Linked DNA regions of Homo sapiens: region 1 is linked to region 2. A link is a loop called in an ENCODE intact Hi-C map of the cell type or tissue named here. Cell type or tissue: dorsolateral prefrontal cortex. All regions are shown on one strand. Each heading gives the region's core, and the rest is flanking DNA. Links, peaks and the distances in the headings are about the cores only. Region 1 overlaps PHLPP1 (PH domain and leucine rich repeat protein phosphatase 1). Region 2 overlaps PHLPP1 (PH domain and leucine rich repeat protein phosphatase 1).

The links. Peaks named below come from ENCODE experiments on the same cell type or tissue, not always from the same donor. Only the 100,000 strongest peaks of a DNase experiment are listed, where the experiment ranks them.
Region 1: it touches region 2 in a loop (4-fold over the local background); 1 of 110 quality-filtered maps calls a loop at or near these places.

Annotation. Positions count from the first base shown.
Region 1 is chr18:62,831,055-62,839,389 of GRCh38, forward strand. PHLPP1 (PH domain and leucine rich repeat protein phosphatase 1) reads left to right here. Exons shown (of 17, transcript NM_194449.4): 3 at 7,730-7,855. Among named protein-coding and RNA genes, the nearest start is that of PHLPP1, 120 kb to the left of the region's middle. In dorsolateral prefrontal cortex, for the core only: no CTCF peak of the experiment used is centred there; no DNase peak of the experiment used is centred there; H3K27ac peaks cover 4,888 bases.
Region 2 is chr18:62,890,475-62,898,809 of GRCh38, forward strand. It overlaps PHLPP1 (PH domain and leucine rich repeat protein phosphatase 1), which reads left to right. Exons shown (of 17, transcript NM_194449.4): 5 at 4,537-4,683; 6 at 5,307-5,537. Among named protein-coding and RNA genes, the nearest start is that of PHLPP1, 180 kb to the left of the region's middle. RefSeq lists a silencer at 7,944-8,003 and an enhancer at 8,056-8,335. In dorsolateral prefrontal cortex, for the core only: no CTCF peak of the experiment used is centred there; no DNase peak of the experiment used is centred there; H3K27ac peaks cover 6,625 bases.

The sequences.
Region 1 (8,335 bases), core at 21-8,020, 60 kb before region 2:
ATGCAACGGATATATTTTTGACATTACTGATTTCTTTGCTTTGGGTATGTTAACTATTTTATTGCTATTATTTATAAAATAGAACCAGATTACTTGGGGAAATGTTACATTATTTTCTTTGTCAGAGTTATTTATAAAGTCCCAAGCATTGGTAAGGGTAGCATCACCATACTTATAGGTCAGTATTTCTTGATTTTTAAGTGATATGTTAATAAATGGAAATTAGGATTTGGATGAGAAAATGGGTCATTGGGGGCACATTGAGCAAATATTTTCTTTTTCTTTTTCTTTTTTTTTTTTTGAGATGGAGTCTTGCTCTGTTTCCCAGGCTGGAGTGTGGTGGTGCAATCCCAGCTCACTGCAACCTCTGCCTCCCGGGTTCAAGTGATTCTCCTGCCTCAGCCTCCCAAGTAGCTGGGACTACAGGCGCATGACACCATATCCAGCTAATTTTTTGTATTTTTAGTAGAGACAGGGTTTCACCATGTTAGCCAGGATGGTCTTGATCTCCTGACCTCGTGATTCACCCACTTTGGCCTCCCAGAGTGCTGAGATTACAGGCATGAGCCACTGTGCCTGGCCTAAGTAAACCATTTGTTAATTGGTTGTCTAAATGTCTGATCTGTTTCAAGGGTTGTAAGTGAAGGAAGTAAGACCACATGTGTATGGTAATAAATGGTTTTGTTGCTCACTGCTGTGTAGCAAGCACATTCTTGTAGTCTTTCCTTATGAATAAATAGCCTATGTTAGTTTTTTCCTCTCTATTCTAGTTTCAAGAAGGCTAATACTTGATCATTTTCAAAAATAGGTTTTGGTCAGGCTGTGCAAGATGCGTTTAGATTGATTTTAGTCGTTCATTTTGAAACCAATGCTGCTTAACTTTTGTCGGAGCATTGAAGAGTTAGTGACTGATATACTAAGATTTTGCCCTGTGGATGGATGGATTACTGAAAAAATACTCATCTGTATTACCACTATAGGTTATTAAAAATGCATATTTAATGTTTGATACTTTGTTAGGTCAACAGTCTCTCTCTTTGTGATGCTGGGTGTTTGCATAGGCAAATCTAATATAACTATTCAGTATCCTCTTTGGGGAAGGCACTGTGCTTGGCACCCCAGAAATACTAACATAGCTAAATAACCCTGCCTGCCTTTGAAGAGCTTATGATTTTGTATCAGAAGATGAAGTAGGCACAATGATATCTGTTGTAAGAAAGATGCAGGAAGGTACTGTGGGGGATTAATGGAAGGAGAGATTACATTTTTTCGGGTAAGAGGGAATTTTGTAATGAAAGGTAGCAATTATGATAGAATTTGAAGGATGAAAAGTCTTTTGACATGTGAAGGAGATGGTCAGAAAGATTATTATGCTTATAGAGGCAGAGGCAGGAAAGCACATGGAATGTTCAGATAAGGTCAGCAGATCCGGTTATAATTAGCATTTTCATTCAGTACTAGAGTCTTGTCCTGTTTCCCAGGTCTGTTACTGGATGGTCTTCTACCACTGAGTGAATTGAAAGTTAATAGCTTCCTCTTTTCACAAGCAAAACTTGTAAAACCTGTTTTATACTATGCCTTTAAAAAATAATTGACTACATTGAAAAATTGAGTCTTTAATATCTGTTGACTGAGTTAGGGAAAAATAATTGATTTCTTGCAATTTGAGCTTTCATTAATTTTTGTCTGTTGTTGTTTTTTTTTATCCTGTTCTATTGTTAAAGAAAAAACTGAGAGTATGAATGAAAGGAGTTTTATTTTTTCTTTTTAATTTAGATATAGAAGAGCTATAGATTTAGAAATAAGGTGTGAGATAGATTGGTCATAACCTAGTTAGAATTGCTGTGGTTTCATACCACGTGAGCATGGTCATTACTTTACATATATGGCTTTGCTGTTAAATAAAACTCTCAAAATTTAGTTATTGAAAGAGTATTTAATAGATACATTTATATTATGCAGTTTTAATGTTGTATTTAACTTGTCCTATAGAATTTAACATAGATTTTTAAATAATGTATTATTATTATTTTTTTAAAAAGACAGTCTTGCTTTGTCATCCAGGCTGGAGTGCAGTGGTGCGATCTTGGGTCACTGCACTCTCTGCCTCCCGGGTTCAAGCGATTCTCCTGCCTCAGCCTCCTGAGTAGCTGGGACTGCAGGTGCACACCACCATGCCCGGCCAATTTTTGTACTTTTAGTAGAGACAGGGTTTCACCGTGTTGGCCAGGCTGGTCTTGAACTCCTGATCTCAAGTGATCCGCCTGCTTCGGCCTCCCATAGTGCTGGGATTACAGGCGTGAGCCACCACGCCTGGCCAGATAATACTGTATTTTAATTAATATTTGTTAAATTATGAAGTATAATAAATTGAAGAATTGTCAGCCACTACTGAATTTAGGAACTGTGGGGATATCAATACCAGAGTTTCTTCTACCTGTGTTCTCTTTACATATATCTCATTGCCTCCCCTAGCCCTAGAAGGATTCACTGTCCTAGAATGTATATTCCTCATTTTTTCCTTTTTTGAAATAAGTTTTACCGTGTATCTATATTTTGCTTGTTTTTGATGTGTATAAAAGTGATAAATTGCTGTGGTCTTCTGTAATTGAATTTATTCACCTAATACAATGTTTCATAATAAGATTACATGTTACTTATGTGGTTTTCATTTCTCTATAATGTCTACTGTAAACATTCCACAATTTTCATAATTCCTTAAGTAATTTTCCTGCTGATGGACATTTGGGTTGCTTTCAGTTTGTTGTTGTTATAATAACAACAGTGCTGCTGCTATAGTCTCATGTTGATATGCCTCCTGGTATGCAAGTACCTTTTCTAAGACAGTAGTTTGCGAGTGGAGTTACTATGCTGAAGGGACATTTGGTTATATGTAGGAATGTTTTGATGGTCAGATGATTGAACAGTGAACATTATCAGTTAATATAAGCATAAGTAATGCCCTGGTAACACCCCTCTTTTCCCCCCAATCTTAGTGACTTGTCATAACAGTTATTTCTCACATTGTCTGTTGTGGGTCAGTGGGGTTGGGGGGTGGGCGTTTCTTTTGTCACACAGTTGTTCAGGGACCCAGCCTGATGAAGTCTTGGCTCTTTTATACTTCCCTTTGTTGTTTTGGCAAGGGAAGAGGTAATTGGAGCATCATTCATGGGCCTTGTATGTTTGGATGCAGAAGTGACACATGCCACTTCTCTCTGTGGCTCATTGGCCAGAACTAGTCACATCGCTCCACCTTAATTGCAAGGGGTCTGAGAAATGTGGAGTAGATAGAGTGATTGGTGAATAACATTATCTTTGCTGCAGGGGACACTCTTGGCATTTAAAGGCAGAGGCGAGAGTTTAAAATATTGTGCAAAGTATTAGAGAGTTCTGCATAGGGGACAATGAAGAACTATTCAATCCACAATTCCTATAATGATCTCCTTGAGAAATACTACTGTTGGGTATACACTTTGGAGCTCGGTTACTGGGCTCTGGGACATACACACATCTACTTTCGCAAGATGATACCAAGTTGTTTTTCAGGGTCGATGTACCATTTTGCATTCACATCAGTGTACAAGTGTTGTTTCTCCACATCTTCACCAACACTTTACTGACGTGTAATTGACAACAATAAACTGCACATTTCAGTTTTATAACTGTACACTCCAGTTAACACAATTTGATAGCTGTATACCCCCATTAAACCATCACGGCAACCAGGATAGTGACCATGTTCATTATTCCCAGAAGTTTCCTCGTGTCCCTTTGTTCTCCTTTCCTCCCACCCTTTTATTTTCCTTTCCTCCCACCCTCTCCCACTCCTCTCCATCCCTAAGAAACCTTTTGCTTGATATCTGTCAATTTGTTTACACAGCATTTTTTAAAAAATCGTATTTTCTGTTTGGTTTATAGAAACACAGTTGGTTTTTGAGTATTGATCTTGAGTATTGATTTATCGTCTTGCTAAATGTTCTGGTTTATTCTAATATGATGCCTGTAGGTTTTTTTGTTTACTGTATAGTTAATCATATAATATTCAAATGATGACAGGTTTCTTCCTTTTCTTTGTCTTACTGTTACGGGCAGGAAGATCTAGTACAGTGTTGAATAGAAACAGTAGATACTTATCAATGATCCTTTTTTTTTTCCTTTTTTTTTTTGAGACAGAGTCTGTCTCTTGTCACGCAGGCTGGAGTGCAGTGGTGCATTCTTGGTTCACTGCAACCTCTGTCTCCCGGGTTCAAGCCATTCTCCTGCCTCAGCCTCCCGAGTAGCTGGGACTACAGGCGCATGCCACCACACACAGCTAATTTTTGTATTTTTAGTAGAGACTGGGTTTCATCATGTTGACCAGGCTGGTCTTCTGACCTCAGGTGACCCCCCTGCCTCGGCCTCCTAAAGTGCTGGGATTACAGGTGTGAGCCACCGCACCTGGCTCCTTATCAATGATCTTGAGAATGATATCTCATCATTAACATTGAAGTTTGCTTTAGATGTTTGATAAATACCCTTGGTCAGTTTAAGTGAGTTTTTATTTTCTGAGTTTGCTGAGAATTTTTATTCTTCATTTCAGCCTGAATGAAGTTACTAACAGCTTTTTCTGCAACTGTGGGGTTAATAGTATGGGTGTCTTTAATCCGTTAATGTGATTAATGGTTTTATAGTTCTAATTACGTTAAACTGTCTTTCTTTATCTGAGGTAAATTCAACTGGTTCTTTTTTTTTTTTTTTTTTTTTTGAGGCGGAGTCTTGCTGTGTTGCCCAGGCTGGAGCACACTGGCACAATATCAGCTCACTGCATCCTCCACCTCCCGGGTTCAAGCGATTCTCCTGCCTCAGCCTCCTGAGTACCTGGGATTACAGGCATGCACCACCACGCCCGACTAATTTTTGTATTTTTAGTAGAAGTGGGGTTTCACCATGTTGGCCAGGCTGGTCTCAAACTCCTGACCTCAAATGATTCGCCTGCCTCAGCCTTCCAAAGTATTGGGATTATAGGGGTGAGCCACCGTGCCCGGCCTTGTTCTTGATACATATATATATTTTTAAATTACTGGGTTTTCTAAAATAAATAAATAAATTAATTAATTAAAAGGCTGGGAATGGTGGCTGATGTCTGTAATCCCAGCACTTGAGAGGCTGAGGCGGGTTGATCACGAGGTCAGGAGTTCAAGACCAGACTGGCCAAGATGGTGAAACCCTGTCTTTACTAAAAATACAAAAATTGGTGGCGCAGTGGCAGGCGCCTGTAATCCCAGTTACTTGGGAGGCTGAGGCAGGAGAATCGCTTGAACCTGGGAGGCAGAGGTTGCAGTGAGCTGAGATCGTGCCACTGCACTGCAGCCTGGGCAACAGAGCGAGACTCCATCTAAAAATAAATAAATAAATAAATAAATAAATAAATAAATAAATAAATAAATAAATAAAAATAAATTACTGGATTTTGATGCAACATTTTGTTCAAGATAAATCTTTGTGACCATGGTTACCTGTAAGTTTCCTTTCTGTTACTGTTCTCATGTGGGTCTTGGTTATACTATCCTCATAGAATGGGTTGGGGTGTTTTCCTTCATTTTTTTGTTTGCTGGATGAGTTTGCATGAGTTTGGATTGATCTATTTTTTGAAACTTTGGTAAAAGTTACCTGTAAAGCTATATGGGCCTGATTTTTTTTGAGACATTAAAAAAAAAAAAAACTTCTATATTTTAAATGGCTATATAGGGGCCAGGCGTGGCTCATGCCTATAATCCCAGCACTTTGGGAGGCCAAGGCTGTAATCCCATCTACTCAAGAGGTTGAGATAGGAGAATCGCTTGCAATCGGAAGGCGGAGTTTGCAGTGAGCTAAGATTGCACCACTGCACTCCAGCCTGGGCAAGGAGTGAAATTCCGTCTCAAAAACAAAGTTATAGGACTATTCAATTTTTGTTTTGTTTTGTTAACACTGGATTTTACTCCATTGTACAGGTTGGAGTGCAGTGGTATAGTTACTCCACACTATAGCCTTGACCTCCCCAGGCTTGGGCGATTTCCCCACTTTAGACTTCTGAGTAGCTATAGGACTACAAGGTGTGCGCTGCCACACCCAGCTAACTTTTGTTTTTCTGTTTTTTGTAGAGATAAGGTTTTGCCATGTTGCACAGGTTGATCTCCAACTCCTGGGCTCAAGCGATCTGTCCCTCTAGGTCTCCCGAAGTGCTGGGATTACAAGTGTGAGCCTGCACCTGGCTGATAGGACTATTTAGGCTTTTGGTTTTTCTTTATTTAGTAGTATTGGTAAAACATATTTTTTCTAAGAATTTGTCACAAAATTGTTCATAATATTCTCTTCTTAATCTCTGGCGAATCTGTAGCTGTGTCTCCCTTTTTATTGTTAATTGTTAATATTATTTATAAGTGTCTCTGCTCTCTTTTTCTTGCCAGAGGATGTATCCATTTTTCTTGCCAGAGTATTTATCAATTGTACTAGTTTTCTTGAAGAATCAGTATTTTGCTTTGTTAATGTTTTCTCTTACATATTTGGTTTTCATTTCACCAATTGCTAGTTTTTATCATAGCCTTCTTTCAATTTTGGATTTATTCAATTTGGAGGTTTGATTTTATTTTTTTCCTTCCAAGTTTTTTTTTTTTTTGGAGACAGAGTCTTGCTCTGTCACCCAGGCTGGATCTCAGCTCACTGCAACCTCTGCCTCCTGGGTTTAAGCGATCCTCCCACCTCAGCCTCCCCAGTAGCTGGGACTACAGGCACCCACCACCGCTCCTAGCTGTAAGGTTTTTTTTGTATTTTTAGTAGAGAGGGGTTTTACCATGTTGACCAGGCTGGTCTCGAACTCCTGACCTCAGGTGATCCACCTGCCTCGGCCTCCCAAAGTGGTGGGATTACAGGCGTGAGCCACCACGCCCAGGCTTCCTTCCAAGTTCTTAAGGTGCATGCCGAGCAAATTAATGTTCTACCTTCTTTTCCAATATGACTATCAAAAGATACACGAGTTCAATTGAAAAAAATATATATATATATAAATTTCCCTTTGTATATCTTCTTTTATTGCAACATACAGATTTTGATATGTAGTTTTTCTAGAATTATTTAGTTCTAAGCGTTTTAAGATTTTGGTTGTAATTTCTCCTTGCACCTGTGAGTTGTTTAGAAGTTTGTTATTAAGTTTCCAAACATAGAAGTTTGTATAATGTTACTTTTGGTGTGTATTTTTCCCCTTGTGAAGAACTTACAAGGAGTGGAAATTTGATTTGACTGTATTTCACTGCATCATTAGGACTTGAAAGTTCTCATGGTAGGGTTTTATTACAGGTTAATTTCAGTTTAACAGTAATGTTTTCAATACTTATTTAATATGCTTGAAGACTTCTTAAGTAAAAATTCCTAAGTAAAATCTTAAGTAAAAATTCTAAGAGGAAGTAAGAACCCCAGCACCCTATTGTGAGGTTAGAAGAATAAGAAAGGGAGTCTGGACTAATTTTAAACAGAAAGAGGAGAATTTCACTGTGGTGGGGAAATATAGTAAAGATAAAACTCCCCCTTTTTTGGTTTCTTTGTAATTCAAATTGGGTGATCATATGCAGGAACTTAGTTCTCATTAATGAGTAACATATATAGGGAAACATGCAAATCCATGCAGGCTCCTTGATCAGAGGCATAGTTAGTGAAATACATCAGTGGTTCTGCTGTCTGACTTGTTTCTGCTTCTCTCTGTTTGCTTTTATAGGTAGAAGAAGTGAAAAAGCACCAACACTGTTTAGCATTTAGCTCCTCTGGACCCCAAAGCCAGACTTACTACATTTGCTTTGATACTTTCACAGAATACTTAAGGTGGCTGCGACAAGTCTCCAAGGTAAGCAAGCACTTAATCCAGGAATCCACTCAGCTTCTAGCTGGCTACAAAGTTCCTTTCTGCTTTAGCTGGGTCTAAAATATGGTTAGTTACACACACTTTTTTTTTCCTCCCCAGATACTGCCAGTGATTAGCAATTTTTAGTTTTTTAAAAACTAATTTTGCCTGAAAAGTGGCTTTTTAAAAATTGTTTTTTACTTGCCCAGTTTATACTTAAAAATAAATTGGTCTGTAAACAGGCATTACTATCTTAATGTTGTAGATAAAAAACATGAGATTGGGAATATTTGAGGGACTGACCCAGGCTAAGACAACTATAAAACCACAAAATACCCAGAGAATTGTTACAAATTTCCCTTCTTTCTCTGACTGTTTTTTCATATAAATAGTCTAATATTATACCATCTCCCCTTCACCTTTATTCTGCCTTTTCAGTGATTTAATTTTTTATCTTATTTTGGCCATTTTATATTCCTCTGA
Region 2 (8,335 bases), core at 295-8,294:
AGGCTGGTCTCGAAGTCTTGACCTCAGGTGATCCACCCGCCTCAGCCTCCCAAAGTGCTGGGATTACAGGCGTGAGCCACTCCGCCAAGCCTTCTTTTCCATTTAAAACTTGTTAACTGCATTTTCCTCATTCAGCGTATTGCTGCTTTCCTTTATCCTCAGGAGTGATATCATCCTAGTAAATTTGTTTGCACAAATGAATTAAACACCACCGCCCCGCCACATTATTGACCTATACTTTTCCAAAAGCCAATGCTTTCATTTCTCATCTTGAGTAATTACTAGCTCTGCAGCCTTTCTGTTCCCCACTTTGAAAAGTTCACGTGCTCTATTATGTTGGATAATGTCTAGTGGATTTTTTTTCTTCCTAGAGGAACTTTTTTTTAAGTTAATTTAATTGGATGCAAATTTTAAAACTGGCCCATTCTCTCAAATGGGGAAAAATATCTAGAAAGTGGAATGCTGTTTTTGTTTGTACTAGAGCAGCAGTTTCATCTGTGATGCCTAGGATAAACATTTTATATCAGATAGAGTTGCCAGATTTAGGTTAGGGGATAGGGGAGGAAGCACCAGTTAAATTTGAATTTCATATAAACATTGAATAACTTTTTTCAGTGTAAGTGTGCCCCATGATGCAATGTTTGGGACATACTATTAAAAATATTTATTGTTTATCTGAAATTTAAATTTAACTGGATGTACTGTGTTTCATATGGCAATCTTATTTCAGGACTTCTTTGCTCTCAAATATTGAGGACCTTAAGCAACATTTATTTATGTCAATTATATATATCGATATTTGCTGAATTATAAATTTAACTAAGAAATATAGGCTGGGTGCAGTGGCTTACGCCTGTAATCCCAACAGTTTGGGAGGCCAAGGCGGGCGGATCACCTGAGGTCAGGAGTTCGAGACCAGCCTGGCCAACATAGTGAAACCCTGTCTCTACTAAAAATACAAAAATCAGCCAAATGTGGTTCTCGGCACCTGTAATCCCAGCTACCTGGGAGGCTGAGGCAGGAGAATTGCAACCCAGGAGGTGGAGGTTGCAGTGAGCCGAGATCACGCCACTGCACTCCAGCCTAGATGACAGAGCTAGACTCCGTCTCAAAAAAAGAAAAGAAATATTTTAGGGTAGGCACGATGACTCATGCCTTTAGTTCTAACACTTTGGGAGGCCAAGACAGGCAGATTGCTTGAGCCCAGGAGTTCAGGACCAGCCTGGGCAAAATGGCAAAACTTCGTCTCTACAAAAAAAAAAAAAAAAATTAGCTGGGTTTGGTGGTGCGTGCCTGTAGTCCCAGCTACTCAGGAGGCTGAGGTGGGAGGATCATCTGAGCCCAGGAGGTTGAGGCTGCAGTGACCCATGATCCCACCACTGCATTCCAGCCTTGTCGATAGAGACCCTTTCTCAAAAAAAAAAAAAAAAAAAAAAAAAGAAAGAAATATTTTAATGTATATTAATTCATTTAGACAGTAATAAAGCATATTAACATAAATGATGTTTTTAGTAACTTTTTAAATGAAAAAACAGTTTTTCAAAACAAAAATAGTAAGAAAAGTGTCATTGTTTTCTTTTCATTTTCTTTCTTTTCTTTCTTTCTTTCTTTTTTTTTTTTTTTTTTTTTTTTTTACGGAGTTTTGCTCCTGTCACCCAGGCTGGAATGCAATGGCACGATCTCGGCTCACTGTGACCTCCGCCTCCCAGGTTCAAGCGATTCTCCTGCCTCAGCCTCCTGAGTAGCTGGGACTACAGGTGCACACCACCACGCCCAGCTAATTTTTGTATTTTTAGTAGAGACAGGGTTTCACCATGTTGGCCAGGCTGGTCTCGAACTCCTGACTTCAGGTGATCCACCGGCCTCAGCCTCCCGAAGTGCTGGGATTACAGGCGTGAGTCACCACACCCGGCCAGAGTGTCGTTGTCTTCTATTTTGGTGAATCTTTTAATATCTGGCTGGATTCTCATATCTCTTTCTGTATTCCATCAGGTATGCTATTACAAAAGCAGGTACTGTCTGGAAGTCTCCACTGAAATATGAGAGTGACAGTTAGGTGTGCGGAAGAAAGTGGCACAAAGCAAGTAACATCTTAGTATTGTTATAAAAATAGTTTGAACAGCCAGGTGCGGTGGCTCACGCCTGTAATCCCAGCACTTTGAGAGGCTGAGGCGGGCGGATCACGAGGCCAGGAGATCGAGACCATCCTGGCCAACATGGTGAAACCCCGTCTCTAATAAAAATACAAAAAATTAGCCAGGCATGGTGGCGGGTGCCTGTAGTCCCAACTACTTGGGAGGCTGAGGCAGGAGAACAGCGTGAACCCAGGAGGCGGAGCTTGCAGTGAGCCGAGATCGCACCACTGCACTCCAGCCTGGGCGACAGAGCAAGACTCCATCTCAAAAAAAAAAAAAAAAAAGTTTGACCATGTGGATCTTCTGAAAGGGTCTCGGGTACCTCCTCTGGGGTCCCCCAAGCATGCTTTTAGAATCACTGGACTAGGAATAAGAGGCTCTGTAATTCTAGCTTGTGTTTTGCAGTGATTATAAATAATCAGAATAGTGGATAGGCTTTTTTTTTTTTTTGAGGCAGAGTCTCGCTCTATCGCCCAGGCTGGAGTGCAGAGGCGTGATCTCGGTTCACCACAACCTCTGTCTCCCGGGTTCAAGCAATTCTTGTGCCTCAGCCTCCAGCATAGCTGGGACTACAGGTGCCCACCAACATGGCTGGCTAATTTTTTTTGTATTTTTAGTAGAGACAAAGTTTCATCATGTTGGCCAGGCTGGTCTTGAACTCCTGACCTCAGGTGATCTGCCCACCTCGGCCTCCCAAAGTGCTGGGATTACAGGTATGAGCCACTGCACCTGGCTGAGGATAAGCATTCTTTAAGAAGGCCTAACGGCCCTAATATAAAACAGTTTAAAAACGATTATCCAGATTTAGGAATAATTCTTCCCTAAGTGATTTTTTTTAAATTTAAAATACAATTAAGTCTATTATACTCAGCCATCCAAGTAAACAGGTATTATTTAAAAATCAAGGTAACACTCAACCTGTCAAATAGGTACATGGTCAGCTTTCCATTTAGAATCAACTTTTATTTAACTATTTAGAATACAGCTTAACATATACTGATTGGGTTGAATTGTGTTTATTTTTAGAGTGTGTGTGTCTCTTCTAGGCAGAGTGCATACTGTCTAGGATTAGACGTGGGCGGTTTTTAAAGGAGTTAGCATAACGCAGTCACTAATATGATTCTTATCTTACTTAGAGATGGTGTAGAGGTCGTTGATAGGCCAAATGTAAGAGTGCACAGAGAAGTAAAAAATTAAAGATAGCTTCTTTAATTGCTTAAGTTGCTTGGGCAACTGTGAAAATGAAAGGGCTATTAACAAAAATAGAGGAAAAAGAAGTGCCAGTTTGGAATAAAGATGGTAAGTTCAGTTTGGGGCTGGAAATGTGGGGTAGCTCAGGAGAGGAGCCAGCATGTGATAGGACTGAGATAATTGCTCACATAGGAGTCAAAACATTTCCAAGGAAAACAGTGTAGAGAGAGCATGAAACTGCTAAAAAACCTATCTATGAAGATTACTTCAATTTGGGTTGGGGAAGAAAAGATGAAGAAAAGGAAGGTAATACATGAGAAGAGGGCTTAAGAGAGCTAAGAAGAAGGGTGTGTGGTCAGCAGCATCAATCAAGTACTGTATTGAGATCGACGAATGATAATTGGTTCTTTTTTGAGATAGAGTGTCACTCTGTCGCCCAGGCTACATTCCAGGAGTGCAATCTCAGCTCACTGCAACCTCCACCTCCCAGGTTCAAGTGATTCTTGTGCCTCAGCCTCCTGAGTAGCTGGGATTACAGGGGTGCACCACCAGGCCCGGCTAATTTTTTGTGTTTTTGGTAGAGATGGGGTTTCACCATGTTGGCCAGGCTGGTCCCAAACTTCTGGCCTCAAGTGATCCACTCATCTCGGCTTCTCAAAGTGCTAGGATTACAGGCCTGAGCCACCAGGCCCAGCTGATAATTGGTTCTTAAATTTGGAACTGCGAAGTCCTGGTTACCTTAGAGAGAGTATTGTTTTGATAAGTTTTTATTATTTCAGTTTTGGGTTTGAGAAACATGAAACAGGAGTTTTTGACTTGTCTGAAACAGCACCGACTCCAGAAGGGCTAACGCCAGCTCTGCCTGGTCCCTTTCCTCCTTCACTGGGGCCATTTACACTGTGTTAATTAAGCTAATTGAGATACTGCTAGAAAGCTTTCTCCAGCAGAATTCACTTCCTGAAATATTCAACCTTATTTTAGAGGGAAAAGTTTGTTTTTAGATAGAATGTTTACATTTTAGGTAAAACACTGGCCTTAGAGTCAGCAGATGTGCATTCCAGTGCTGCTGCTCCTTAACCTCTCTGGGGCCCCCATTTCCTCTTTAGTTGAATTTGGGAGTTGGGCTAGATTATCTCTTAGGCTATGCTAAAATTATGATGTTAATGACATTTGTCTCTTTTTTCCCTTTTGTTTTGCTTTATTGTAATAGGTTCACCAAGTTGAAGAGTCTTAACCTTTCCAATAATCATTTAGGGGACTTCCCACTGGCAGTCTGCAGTATTCCAACCCTGGCAGAGCTGAACGTGTCCTGCAATGCCCTGCGATCAGTCCCGGCAGCCGTTGGAGTGATGCACAAGTGTGTACTTCAAACCCCACTGGCGGGTATATCCAGAAGCCCCAGGGAAGCTGCATTGGGGGTGTGGCACATGAGATTAGTTAACTTGTTATGTTGCTCATGTAAGTCTTGGCCCCAAATCAAGAGATCAGGGACTATGTAGTCCGTATGGAGTTCATATGTTGGATTTGTACTCCTTACAGTCTTGTAAAAAAATTAAATATTCTTGTTTAGAACTGAAGATCCCTACAGATGAGTATGTCTAAACATGGAATGTGGGTTATGTTCTCATTTTTCTGAGTTATATTGAATTTTAAGACTTAGAAATTAATTTTAAGAAATAACAAGGAAAGCCCAAAGGATATCTGAATCAATTCATATCACAGTTAGCTCACATTGCTCCCATTTAAGCCTATTCAAATTGGGAAAACTAGTCATGATTTTCATTTTCAATAAAAGATTAAGATGCTTATCTCTGATTATTTCTCTTTGGTCCATTATTGCCTCAGGCCCTGCCCTTAGGCATTTTGCGAAGAATAATACATTTTCTGGTAATACGGTCTACACTTATGGAACTTGTATGTTGATAATAAAGATGTAAAATTTATATGTTCTCTTTGTAATTCTTATGTTTTCTCTAATAGCTTACAGACATTTTTGTTGGATGGAAACTTTCTCCAATCCCTTCCTGCTGAGTTGGAGAACATGAAGCAGCTTAGTTATCTGGGTCTTTCTTTCAATGAATTTACTGACATTCCCGAAGTATTGGAGAAATTGACTGCTGTGGATAAACTTTGTATGTCTGGAAACTGTGTGGAGACCCTTAGGCTACAGGCTTTAAGAAAAATGCCTCACATTAAACATGTGGATCTAAGGTAACCATTTTTGAGAAATAGATCTCATTTGAGTGGCTGGCTTATATTGCAGGGGTGGGGAGTAGGTTATTAACCAAGGCAAACAAGCTGGGTAATTGAATGTGGGCCCGTTTTTCTATTTCTGCCTAGAGGGAAGAATTATGATTAATAGTAGGGTTTGCTATTACTGGAAACTCTCACTGATGTATGTCTTGAAGGTCTTTGTTTTGCAGATTGGAACCCAGTTGAGTGAGAGAGCTGTTTTTTGTTGTTGTTGTTGGTTTTTGTTTTTTTTGTTGTTCTTGTTTTTTTTTTTTTTGAGTCAAAGTCTCGCTCTGTCGCCCAGGCTGGAGTGCGGTGGCCTGATCTCGGCTTACTGCAAGCTCCGCCTGCCAGGTTCATGCCATTCTCCTGTCTCAGCCTCCCTAGTAGCTGGGACTACAGGCACCCACCACCATGCCTGGCTAATTTTTTTGTATTTTTAGTAGAGACGAAGTTTCACTGTGTTAGTAGCCAGGATGGTCTCGATCTCCTGACCTCGTGATCCACCCGCCTCGGCCTCCCAAAGTGCTGGGATTACAGGCATGAGCCACCATGCCCGTCCTGTTTTTTGTTGTTGTTTTTAAAGAGATGGGGCCTTGCTCTCTTGCCCGGCCTGGAGTGTAATGATGTGCTCAGAGCTCACTGCAGCCTCAAACTCCTGGGCTCAGGTGATCTTCCTGCCTCAGCCTCCCAAGTACTCAGGCATGTTCAGTTTCATCAGTGTAAAGGAGCATCACCTTTTGCTCCCCTTTCTTCTCCTTTCATATGGTTCAGCCTAGGAAACCTATACATTCCAGTCCCATAAAGAATTGCTTGGCTTCACCTTTCCTCAGAATAAAGGAATCAGACCTGTCCCTCCTAGGGAAGTATTAGCAATTTGCAGATATAAAATTCTTAATTTGGAGGTAAAAGTGGTTATAATTTATCTGATTTTTGAGAATTTCTTGGAATGTGACAAGATAAGGAACTCTAAACACTTTGTTAACTTGCTTTCTAAATTGTTAACATTATTTGCCTCTTGAGTTCCTTGTATTTAGAAAACCCTCATATTCCAGAATTTGAGCCCTATTTTATTCATCCACCAGTGGTAGAACTTCATTAGAGCCAAGGACAATGGCTTGCACTGACCTCAGGTAGTAAGAATGAGATGATTTCTGAGTTACCTGGTACATGTAGGGAGACATCATTTTTCTTGATCTGAATTAGCTTACACATAAGATCAATCTGAAATGTCTGGAAGTAATAAATCTTAGTAAGAGCTTTATAAATTCTTCAGATTCATAGTTCTAACTTGAGTTTTTAGATGACATCACCTACAGGATATTTAAATACCAGAATAGACATTAGACACTCTGTAAATGTTGCATGACCATGAGTAACTGCTTCCTTCCTGGCTCCTGAGCTGAGGAGGGGAAAATCAGATAGGTTTGTTCTAATTCTGCCTTAATACTTTATTTGTTGTTTATTGTTTTTGTTTTTGCTTCTGTTTTCAGAGATAGAGTATCTGTCTGTCGCCCAGGCTGGAGTGCAGTGGCATGATCTCAGCTCACTGCAACCTCCACCTCCTGGGTTCAAGAGATTCTCCTCCCTCAACCTCCCGAGTAGCTGGGATTACAAGTGCCCGCCACCACACCTGGCTAGTTTTTGTATTTTTACTGAAGACAGGGGTTCACCATATTGGCCAGACTGGTCTTGAACTCCTGACCTCAAGTGATCCACCTGCCTCGACCTCTCAAAGTGCTGGAATTACAGACATGAGCCACCACACCCAGCCTAATTCTGCCTTAATACTTAAAATCAAAGCTAGTGGAGTAATTTAAGGAGAGTCTTGCTTAGTTTCTCTAAGTAAAGGGCCACTTTTATTCAATTTTTTTTCCCTTTAAATGGAAATGGTACATCAGATTGATTATTTTTTTCTTTGCATTGATGTTGTTTGAGTTTGATATTATTTCTTCTGTGGCATCATTAATAATTCCTCCTCCCTTCTCCTCTTTCTCCTCTTTGTACAAAGTGTGGCTGTTACTTCTTGGTCAGTTCTCTTTCTATCCATGTTTTCTGCCTTGGGGGTTGCATATACTCTCAGGCTTCATTTTCACCTTTCATCTTGATGTTAATCATTCCCCAGTCTTTCCCTATTCCTTCTTTGACTTCTTGAGACCAGTTCCACTTAAGCTGCCAGCTGGATAACTTCTTGGTTTTCCCTATTCACACATTTAACCAAATACATGTAAAACAGAGTTCAGTGTCTTTCTTACTCAACCAATTCTTTCTCATGGATTTCTTTTTTTGCTGATAGCAACACCACCTCATTGGTTTTCCAGACACACAACTCTTGGCTGATTCTGTCAGCTCTTCTTTTACATGAGTTTCTGTCTTTTATCCCTTCCTTTTTCTTCTCACTGTGACTGTTGTCTTCTACCTGAGCCATTTGCTTCCATTGTGCAGCCTCCCAAGCAAGCACAATTTTGCTCAGAGCCTGCGGTTCTCTAGTTCAAGGTACTCAAGCCCTCATATTTGGTTTCAGCCCACTGGTATGTGAGTCATTTGAGGATGAGGCTCTATCTCTGAGCTGCTCATGTGTGGGCCTCCAACCTGTGGTGGCAAGTTAACTATTTGCTACTTTTCCACAATGAGATGTGTACAGAAGTTAAGACTAATATTTTAGTAACATATAATGATTTGACATTGCCACAATATCCAACTGCATTACGAGTTGATTCTTGCTGTACAGGGAATCAACTAGTTTTTTTTATTTTGTTTTATTTATTATTATTATT